Regions from separate parts of the Homo sapiens genome. Here region 1 is linked to region 2. Evidence: chromatin contacts called from ENCODE POLR2A ChIA-PET data. All regions are on one chromosome and are shown on one strand. The core of a region is the stretch at or near the end of the contact, and the rest is flanking DNA. Distances in the headings are between cores, read along the strand shown.

Region 1 (4,899 bases), core at 498-2,997, 110 kb before region 2:
CAGTAGTTCCTAAAAAAATCTCCCCGGGTGATCTGATGAGCTGAGCCCACAATCCAGTCCAGCCCCCTCCTAGTATTAATATTATGGAGAGGAAGGGACTTACTCAAGGCCACATAGCCAGTTAATGGCAGGGCTGGGATATGGACATAGGACACTGGACTGTTGTTCTTGTCCTGGGAATTCCCAAAGTTTCAGGGTAGGGGGCATAGTACCCACACGGTGAAAAAACCCAGAGTTGGGCAGGCCTCCAGCTGACAGGCAAGATGGGAGGTCTGTTCCAGCTGATCTCCAGCCTCCTGAGAACATTCCTGGGTGCCAGAGAACACAGGAAGCAGAGGCACGACTTCTCCTCACCAGTCTTCACAAGGGCCCAGGGATGGTTCTCTTTTGCGCTCACCTGGTAAAAATGGGCTCCAATAGCCACGAGGGGAACTAAGGGACCAGGTGAGAGGCCCTGTAAAATCATGTGTGTGTCCTGCAGGAGGGGCCAGTGGCTTCGCCTTGGAATGGGAAGGCCAGAGGGTGTCAGGTCGAGCACCCAGGCCAGCTCTTGCCCTCACCTCTGTGGGTGGTGCGTGGGCCCTGCTTCCCTGTGTGGAAGGCCATCAGGACAGGACCATGCTAAACCAAACTGTAAACCTGGTGATATGGCCAAGCCGACGGTAGCCATCTTGTGTTTCAGCTAAGCGAGTGTGTGATGGTACAAGGAGGCCTGGCTCCAAGTTCCCAGGTTTGTTCCTAATTTGCTGTTTCTAATTTGCATGTTTCCTTAACTCTTGGGCCTTAGTTCTGTCCTCTGTACACTGAAGGGAGTAACGGGGTAGAAACGAGATGACTTCTGAAGACCCTTCTGGCTGTGATGATCAGTAAGTTCAGGGAAGATGTCGCCTGCTCAGGGTATCTTCCCCAGCTCTGTTCCTGGCTGGCTGCACAACTGCCAGTCCCCAAGCCCAGAAAGCAGACACATTCCTCTGATAAACCATGACACCCAAGCTTTGTCTTTGTGTATAATTCACACAGTGCTGCAGAGGCCCAGAGGGGATGGAGAGGGGAGAGCCGGAAGGACAGAGCCGTTGGTGCACTCACCAAACTTTAATGACTGCCTACTGTGTGGGGCTGGCCTGGGAACAAGGTGTCCACACAGGGGGCTGGAGGGGTATGGATGGCAGCGGGTGGGGCTGTGTGTGCTAGAGGCCATTTGTTATTGAGCAACAGCCTTAGGTCAGGCTGGATGAGTGGCTGAAACCCAGCAGGTTGGTCACATTGACTCAGGTAACTCCTTCTCGCCGTGAAGGACTGCCCCAGATAGGAAATGCTTGGGTATGAAACACACACATGCACGCACAGAGGGAAGACACTAGTTTCAGAGGAAGAACAGCGAGGGGCATTTAATCTTAGAACTTAAGAGGTCTCAGAGACAAAGGCTTTGGAAGAAAGGCGTGGGCATTCCTGAGGCTTTACTTTCCCCGGAAAATTACTGCACCATAATTTGTGAGTTTATTTCTTCCAACTAAGAAATAGAGGCAAGAAAGAGGGAGTAACCCGAAGTGAAGGGCTCTAGGATCCAGGGACCACCAGCCAGCTCAAGTTGGATTTCAGCAGTCGGGGCTGCCTGGGGCGTGCAAAAGCTGCTGTGTGAGCAAAACGCTGCCGTGAAGACATTCCAGGCGGCTTCCAGGAAGCGGCTGTATGTGCTGACACGCATGTGGACAGGCAGTCTGGCTGGCCACCTCTCAAGACTGGTGTTTCCTAGAGCTTTCCATTGGCAAATGCTGCCTCCTGGAACTGAGGGACAAAGGTTTTGAAATAAGCCCTGGTGGGAAAGAAGGGGAGAAAAAAAATTGTGGTTAGCACAAACAACTTGAAACAAAGTGCAACTGGGAGCTTTCAAGCTAACTCAGAACAGTTGTTATTTATTGTTCATGCATCTTGGGTTGGATTTGCCTTCTCTGCTGAGGCAAAGCCCTCCGGATTTTTCCGAGGAGATGCATGCAGTTCACTACTGTGACATCTCTCAGGAATATTCAAAGGGCCTGTACGTGCACCCTCCTGGCTGCCAATTCCTATGAGATATCTGCACTTAGGTCCGGCTGCCTTTTTTCAGGACAAAGACAAGGGCCTGGTCCAAGCTACAAGACAGTGTGTGTGCAATTGAACCACGCAGTCATTTAGTGATCTAGAGTATCAGGAAGGTTGCATTTTCCACTCAGTTGGACCTTTGACTTCATAAAGACAAAGAGGGTCTAATAAGTTTTTTAACACATTTGATTTTTTTAGAGACAGGACCTCACTCTGTGAGCCAGGCTGGAGTTCAGTGGTCCAACCACAGCACACTGTAACTCTGACCTCCAGGACTCAAGTGATCCTACTGCCTCAGCCACCCAAGTAGTTAGGACTATAGGTGTGTGCTACCATGTCAGCAATTGTTTTTTCATTTTTTCACAGAGACAGGGTCTTGCTACATTACCCAGACTGGTCTCAAACTCCTGGCCTCAAGGGATCCTCCTGCCTCGGCCTCCCAAAGTGCTGGGATTATAGGCCTGAGCCACCACACCCAGCCCTAATAATTTCTAAATGATTCATGGGCTCCATTTATTTCCAAACGCACATGCAGTCTGGTCTACTGGAAAGAAAGCTAGGCTGGGTGTTAAGAGAACATTTCCCAGTCAGTGGAAGAGGGGTGGCAGGACCGGGGGCAGCCCGTTTGGCCTTTCCGGCATCCAGGTTTCTAATCTGTGGAAGCAGGGCCACGTTCTACCTCAGATGTGCACCCGCCGAGCCCACACTGTGTCAGGCACTGTACAAGGCATCAGGGGTGGCGGGGTGACCCAGCCATGGGATCACGCCGTGTGGGAGAATGCAGTGTGGAGGAGACGGACACATGGGTAACCCCACATCAGGGCACCAATGGCAGTCCCGCGGGCCACAGTCCATGCAGCAGGGAAGGGGCAGTGGAGGGGCATTTCCAGCAGCAGCTTGCTGTCAGCTGAGAGGTGAGGGAGAAAAGTGAGGGGAGGAGAAGGGAGGGGCTGCAGAGGAAGGAGGTGGGCACCCGTGCTCCTGGTCACCAGGCTTGCCTTCTAGCCCTGCCCCACCGACACCCACACAATCACAGTGACACCTTACGTGTCCAGATATCTCACCTCAGAGCAATGGCAAGAACCAGGCAGGGCCACCAAGACCTGTCACCCTCAGCACTGCAAAGGTCTCATCGCCTCACCCACAGGGAACCTCCCACAGTCCATTTCATTTAGGATCTGGTCCTACTGAGCCTGGCTCTACCAGCTGCCAGCTCCCAGGAGATCAGAAGCAGCAAATCTGGAGTGGAGGAGCTAACCCAAGGGTAGGAGGCAGATTCACAGCAGCAGTGAGAAGAGAACAGAAAACTGCTCAGGAAGCACGAGCACTCACCGGGGATCCTGTGCCATAGGGCAAAGAGCCCCACGCAATCTGACAGGCCCTGGAGTTGTCTCTGGAGCAGAGCAAATGCAGCGGCTGGTGCCACCGGCTGCCCGCCCCCTTCAAGTCAACTGCAGCCCTCTTTCCAATCTGGCCTTGGAATGCTCCAGCTCTTTCTCAGTGCTGGCCTCCACCATGGCCTCTGCAGCACTGAAACGTCAGCTCCTCTCTCTGGAAGCTCTCTTTCCCTGTGACTTCTGTGACATGTGGTGCCACAGCTGTCCTGCCTCTCTCTACCTCTCCCTGCCCCTCCTTCGGCACTCCCAGGCGCCATCATCCTTGGGGTCACACAGAGCAAGGTGGGAACTCCTGGTCCTGCAGCACCGCTAGCCCAGCCCTCCCTCCCCTCAAACTTCCAGTCCCACGTCTCCAACCACCTGTGGGACACCCTACCTGTCACTCTGTAACTCAAACTAGTGTTCCAAATGGATGTTTTCATCACTTTTATGTATCTGAAAATGCTCTGACCAATTTGGTTTTCTGTAACAGAACCTTCAGTTTCCTTCCGAACCAGTTTCCATTCTCCCTAAACCCCTACGGTGAATTCATCCTCAAGGTTCCTGCCGCTAAGTCCCTCCATCCGTAGTGACTCCCATAGCTCCTGTCTTATCTTTCGATGGCACTGCTGCAGAAGCTGCTTCTCCCCTGGACATGAGGCCTCCTTTGCCTATGTTTGCAGCTACACTGATTCTCTTACAGTGTGAGTCTCTGTCCCTTTCCTGACCAAGACCTTAATGTCCTCCAAACTCTCAGCCTGGCATTCAATGACTCTATCTGGCTCCAAGTCATTAGGAAGAAAATCTATTCTGTTCCTCTATCACATTTTTTGAGATCATGCGACCCTTTGAGAAGCTAAGAAAGTGAAGGATCCTCTCCTCAGAGAAACTGCAGGTAAGACGCCCCACAGCAACCCGGGGATGTCACAGACCCCCCTGAGCTGGCCACGGTCCAGGATACGAGCCCTGGATCTACTGCCTCTCCCTTCTTCTCATTTGACTACTTGCTCTTCCTCACACATGCCATTTGCCACCTCTGGGCTTATTCATGCTCAGGACAAATACTCCTGCTTCCATCAAGTCTCCCCTGGTCCCCAGGAGGTCATCTCCCTGCACACTGTCCGTGCTTCTTCTGGGGCACTTGTCCCATGTGCACAGGTCTTATCTGCCAGCCCCTGGAAAGCGGGAGCACATCCTGCTCCCAGTGACCACTAGGCCTGGCTCAGTGTAGAAAGCACTTGGTGATGGGCTGTGGCTTTAATGTAACTAATGATGACCACGAGCTTGCAAGAAGCAGTTACAGTATGTCCATTACAAGCTGTTTAAGAAGGCGGGAGAGGCTGGGCGCAGTGGCTCATGCCTGTAATCCCAGCACTTTTGGAGGCCGAGGCGGGTGTATCACCCAAGGTCAGGAGTTCAAGACCAGCCTGGCCAACATGGCGAA
Region 2 (5,028 bases), core at 1,316-3,815:
CTGTTCCTTAGTGGATGCAGGTGGTCCTCACACCACAGTTTGAAAAAATACTGCTCTAGACCTCATGCAATGATGCACGGCCAGGGCTGGAATGGGAAGGGGTGTGGTCAATGCAAATGTGCCTCCCATCCCCGTGGCATGGGATCACTGACTACTTGAAAGGCACTGTGGACAACAGGAAGGTAAGGAAAACACAGGTCTGCTCTTAAGGCCTAGTATGGGAGATAAGACATTTATTGAAACTACCAGAAAAAAGGTGGTTTCTGCCAGATGTACACATGGGTAAAATGAGTGTGGTTATATTCAGGTAAACAGAAGGCAAGGCAAGGAAGCAGTCAAATCAAAACTGAGGCTGGAAGTAACGAGGACACAGACACTACTTAACAAGGCAGGGCAATGGATCCGAGGCCAGGTTCTCAATGTGGACAGCAGACCATGCGTCCTGCACCACACCGAGCAGCTTTTTGCCCATTGAGAAAGGCATATTTCATATTTCAGGCTGCCCAGGGTGCCTACTGGTGAGGGGTATCTACCTAGAGAGGAAGCAAGAACAGGGATAGATCCTGATGCGATGCCAATGGTGAACTGCAAAGGAAAGAAAACGTGAGGTTAAAAAAATAAAAAGTTCTGTTTAGTTGTAAAGTGAGAGATGTTCTGGAGATTAAAAAAAAAAATCTGGGCTTTGAGATTGAATCTCAGCCAGGTTCACTGCTGAAATTTCTCCTTTAAACTAACAAATTCTAAATGTTATCTGTCTGGCTCAGGCCTTTCTTGAACTCAGAACTTGTAACTCAACCTGCTCACAAGCAACCCTGCCCCCAAAACCTACTCCCATATCCACCTCATCTCAGAAAATGGCAGCTTCTATCTCTTGGTTCCCAGACCAAAAACCTCTGTCATTGCTGACTCCTTTCTCTCACACCCCATAGTCAATTGGCCTGGTTGGCCTAAGAGGCGCCCACTGAGAGCAGGGCTCAGAACCTACTGAACTTCTCACTGGGGCTAAAACCTCCCTGGATAAGCTGGGGCAATTTCACCTCAGGGCACTGGCCCAGTTCTCCTGCTGTTCTCTCTGCCTGGAACTCTTCCCAGCCATTTGCGGGGCGGGCTTCTTCACCTGCTTCAGGTCTTACTCAAATGTCAGCTTCTGAGTGAGGCTTCCTGAACCATCTATTTAAGATAAGCCCCTTCCATCTCTGGTACTTGGTCTTCTGTGTTGTCGTTTTCTCCGTGGCATAAGACATTCTACACGTATTCACTCATCATCTCCCCCCATGACTCCTCACTAGAATATAATCTCCTCCAGAATGAGGATCTGCCTCTGTTTTGTTCACTTTTATAACCTCATTATTCTTAGCAAGAATAATGCCAAGCATATTAGACACTTAAAAAATATTTGTAGTATTAAAGTCCAATGAATATAAAAAAGAGATGGAAGTCAAATTTCTAAATGAACATTAAAAGCCAATAAATGTATATATCTTTATGGAAATAGTCATTATGGAAAAGAAGAGTTTAACGGTCTTGGAAAGGGATTGGCAAACTTTTTCAGTAAAAGGCCAGGTAGTAAATATTGTCATCTTTGCATCCATAATGCCTGTATTGCAGCTACTTAGCTCTCCTGCTGAAGTGCAAAGGCAGCCGCAGATAATATGTAAATGAATGAGCACGGCTGTGTTCCAACAACATTTTGTTTATGGATACTAAAATTCAAGTTTCATGTAATTTTTACGAGTCATGAAACATTATTATTTAAATATTTTTCTAACCATTTAAAAAATGTAAAAGTCATTCTTAGCTGTGGGCTGGATTTGGCCAGGAGGTTTTAGTTTGCTGACTCTTGATCTAGGATTATAGAAATATTTGACAGTTCTACAGATGCTGAAAGTACGAAAAGTATCCAGGAAGAAATATAGGCAAACCCCACCCCCCTAGAATAGGTTATTAGCAAAAATGAAAAGAGGCCCTTTGGTCAAACTTCTTAGAAGCTATATTCCATCAGCAGGTAAACCACAGGAATTAGCTTTTTTCAGGCAAGGGTGAGGTGAGCATTAGGCAACTCGTGGACTGTGGGAGTTCTCACAACCATACTAGATTGTAACTGTGCAAGAGGGAGCTATTTATATGATTTTGAACGAAGCTTGAGGCATATTCTGGTGCTTTTTAACTTCTATGTTAGGTGAAAAAGCTGCCTACAAAAGCCTTCCTCCCACCCAAAATACTAGCTGTTAGTTGGTGACTGATCCTCAGAAATATTAACATGAATCATATATGCTCTTTTCACAGTGCAAAAAGAGATAATTTTAACACTCAGAAAATGTCATAAACCACACAATAGAGAAGCTATCCAGCCTTCAAATTGTAAATAAATAAAATCCTGTTCCTGCATGGAAGCCTCTTCCTCCTTTCGATTCTGATGCTTCCTCCTCTGGATTCTGATGCCTGCAGGGCTGGCTGGTGTTAACCGTGTTCAGTCTGATGCTGAAGGCAGCCTTTGCTCTCCATCCTTCCTCCCTGGCGCCCACCCTTGTTAGCCCGACTGTCTTTGGGAACCCATAGCACTCAGCCTTGCCCTTTCTCTAGCTGCTGCTCTTCTCACCTACAGACAGCTTGTGGCTGCCCTGTCTCTACTGCGATCAGCCCGGGTTGGCCTAAGCAGCACCAGCTGAGAGCAGGGCTCAGCCTTTATCCAGGCTTCAGGAAAGAACCCCTGAGTTAATTTTCTTCTTCCTACTTGGAGAAACAGGTATTTTTGTCTTTGATCCCTAAGCTCTGTTTTCTTTCTCTTGTTACTAAACAGTTCACTCCCTATCCACTCTCCTTTTTTTGCAACTTCATCATTTTTCCACATTGCACCGTTTGGCACAGGAGAAGGAAAGAACCACATCAAATAAAGGAATGCAACCACAAAAGCTGCCTTGAGAAACAGGGCCCCAGATTTTTTTTTTTTTTTTTTTTTTTGTCAATTTACCGTTTTTGGACTTGTTCTCCCATAATCAAATCCTCCCTATCGTGCTAACAATGTGGTGGTGTGTCAAAACATTGGAATTCTGCTTCAATCAGCAACCCAGAGCTTAATAGGAAAATGAAGCAACAAAATGTTGCTCTTACTGTTAACCTTAGGCTAGGCCTGTCCTTAGGATGGGGACTGTTTGCTTCTTTATGGTAAATGGGCCAAACGTTCAGTTTTGTGAGAGCTTGCATTGTCAGCAGAGGCCCACAGCAGTGTCTTGAGCACCATTCAGGCACGCTTCTAAAGCTCAAGTACCGCAAACTGAAGTACGAAGCATCCCACAATTTAGTAAGCCAGAGAAGAGTTAAGACTAAATTTGTTTGCAAAAATTTTAAAGACACATTCATTTTACTGGCAGCAAGTCAGGGGTCTGGCTCTATGACACTCATGTCTGCAGTTATCACAAAAGGGCTTGCGTGAAATTAAAGTGGTTGTTTTGTTTCTTGTTTTTAAATTAAAAATGTGTGCAATATGTAAACCATTTAGGGACAACAATAAGGTGCCACAATTCCAAACCAAAACATTTGCAAGTCACCACTCTATGTCCTCAGGGAGTATGTGATATAGTTAATGTTTCTAATATTCATCATCAATGAAAACATCAGTTACAGGTAGAGAATTTCTGATTTAGCAATTTTTTAATCTTTTGTGATTAACTGGGTAAATTAAACTGTTTGAAGGTAAGTATTTTTGTTGTTTTGGTTTGGTTCACATGGAGTCATGTGCCACTTTGGTTAATGTGGGAAATAGCCTCTTCTTCAACATCATCTGTTGCATATACAAGCAGTGAGTAGAAGTGTATCTGTCCCTGAACACCAAAGTAGTGTGACCTCCCTTCAGAGATTTCTCTTGGGGAGAGAGGAAGGGGTGGGAGGAGACATACCTTTTCTCCCACCCTTGTTCTAGCATAGCATATTGGAATCTCAGGGTGGAGAAATGTGTTATTTGAAAAGAAGGAAAAAAGCTCATAGCTGGTTCTGATATGGACTAAAAGGACAGACTACCTGACTGCCCCACCCCTGAGAAATGCTGTTTCAACCATACAGAAGGAATCTTCTATCCTCAGAAGTTAAAGACCTCAGTTAATAGGTAAAGTTGCTGCTCTTCTAATTTTGGCAACATTCAGCCTGGCCCCAGTTCTACCTTGAAGAGCCGAGTTATTGGTGTCATTCCAGTTGCCCATTGATCTTCCTGTCCCCTCTGGAGACCTCTACTCTCACTCCCACCACAGCTGCCCAATAAGCAGAGAGTACGATCAAGTCAAGGCGGTGAACAATGAAGGGAAGAAGGGCAGAGCCAGTTTAAGGGGCTGTAGGCAGGTGCTTGCTTGTAAGGACCCTCTCTCCTCCCCATTCTGCTGATGCAGCTCAGGTGCCAAGCCCGGGTGCCTGGCCCTGGTGCCAGCTACTGCCCCAGGAAATGTCCACAAAGGTGAGCATGGGGAGCAGGACACAGACACTGGATGGGGGCACTGTCCCCCTCTGCAGTGTGCTCCCCAAACCAGCTGGAAAGCAGGAGGAACCATTTTCTGGAGCAGACTGGGAAGAGGGAATTGAGGAGGCTATAAGTGTGGTTAGTGTTTTAACAAAAATAAGATATATTCAGTAGATTGCTATCATTTCAAAAACATTTGATCTTACTAAATATCCTGTTTACTTAATAACAGGGAAGTGGGAGTTCAGTTCTGTTAATATCCATCTGTGCAAAACTAGGAATCTATTTCTAAATAACATAATTTATTTACCTGCATCTTTTACTTTTAAAAAATATCCACTAATTTAAATACTATTTTTAGCCAATTCTCTAAAATAGATGATTCAAAACAGCCACAATAGTAACAAGGGCCCACACTTCCCCAGACAGAGTGCGGGGCGGGCCTGCGGGGAAGCAGGGCCAGGGTGCCTCATGGTCCAGGCTGCCTAGAACTCAGGGGAACCTGTACTGAGGCGCCTGATAACTCCAGAAGATGGATGTGTTTGCTTTCTTTAAACCAGTGACACAAGACACAACAGAAA

Evidence for each region. ChIA-PET counts read pairs that join two places held with the same protein, here RNA polymerase II (POLR2A).
Region 1: POLR2A ChIA-PET joins it to region 2 with 13 read pairs in BJ. The contact joins two enhancer-like sites. POLR2A ChIA-PET finds 5 or more read pairs at or near these places in 2 of 52 experiments (AG04450 and BJ).

Annotation. Positions count from the first base shown.
Region 1 is chr2:28,335,364-28,340,262 of GRCh38, reverse strand. It overlaps BABAM2 (BRISC and BRCA1 A complex member 2), which reads right to left. Exons shown (of 12, transcript NM_199191.3): 12 at 1,362-1,813. The coding sequence ends at 1,750. Among named protein-coding and RNA genes, the nearest start is that of BABAM2-AS2, 27 kb to the right of the region's middle. RefSeq lists an enhancer at 1-293 and a silencer at 3,995-4,195. Within about 2 kb of position 1,747, at least 18 of the 41 ENCODE cell types and tissues checked have a DNase peak (open chromatin) inside an H3K27ac peak, as active enhancers do.
Region 2 is chr2:28,222,785-28,227,812 of GRCh38, reverse strand. The region is part of intron 7 of BABAM2 (BRISC and BRCA1 A complex member 2); the gene reads right to left. Among named protein-coding and RNA genes, the nearest start is that of BABAM2-AS2, 85 kb to the left of the region's middle. Within about 2 kb of position 2,565, at least 7 of the 41 ENCODE cell types and tissues checked have a DNase peak (open chromatin) inside an H3K27ac peak, as active enhancers do.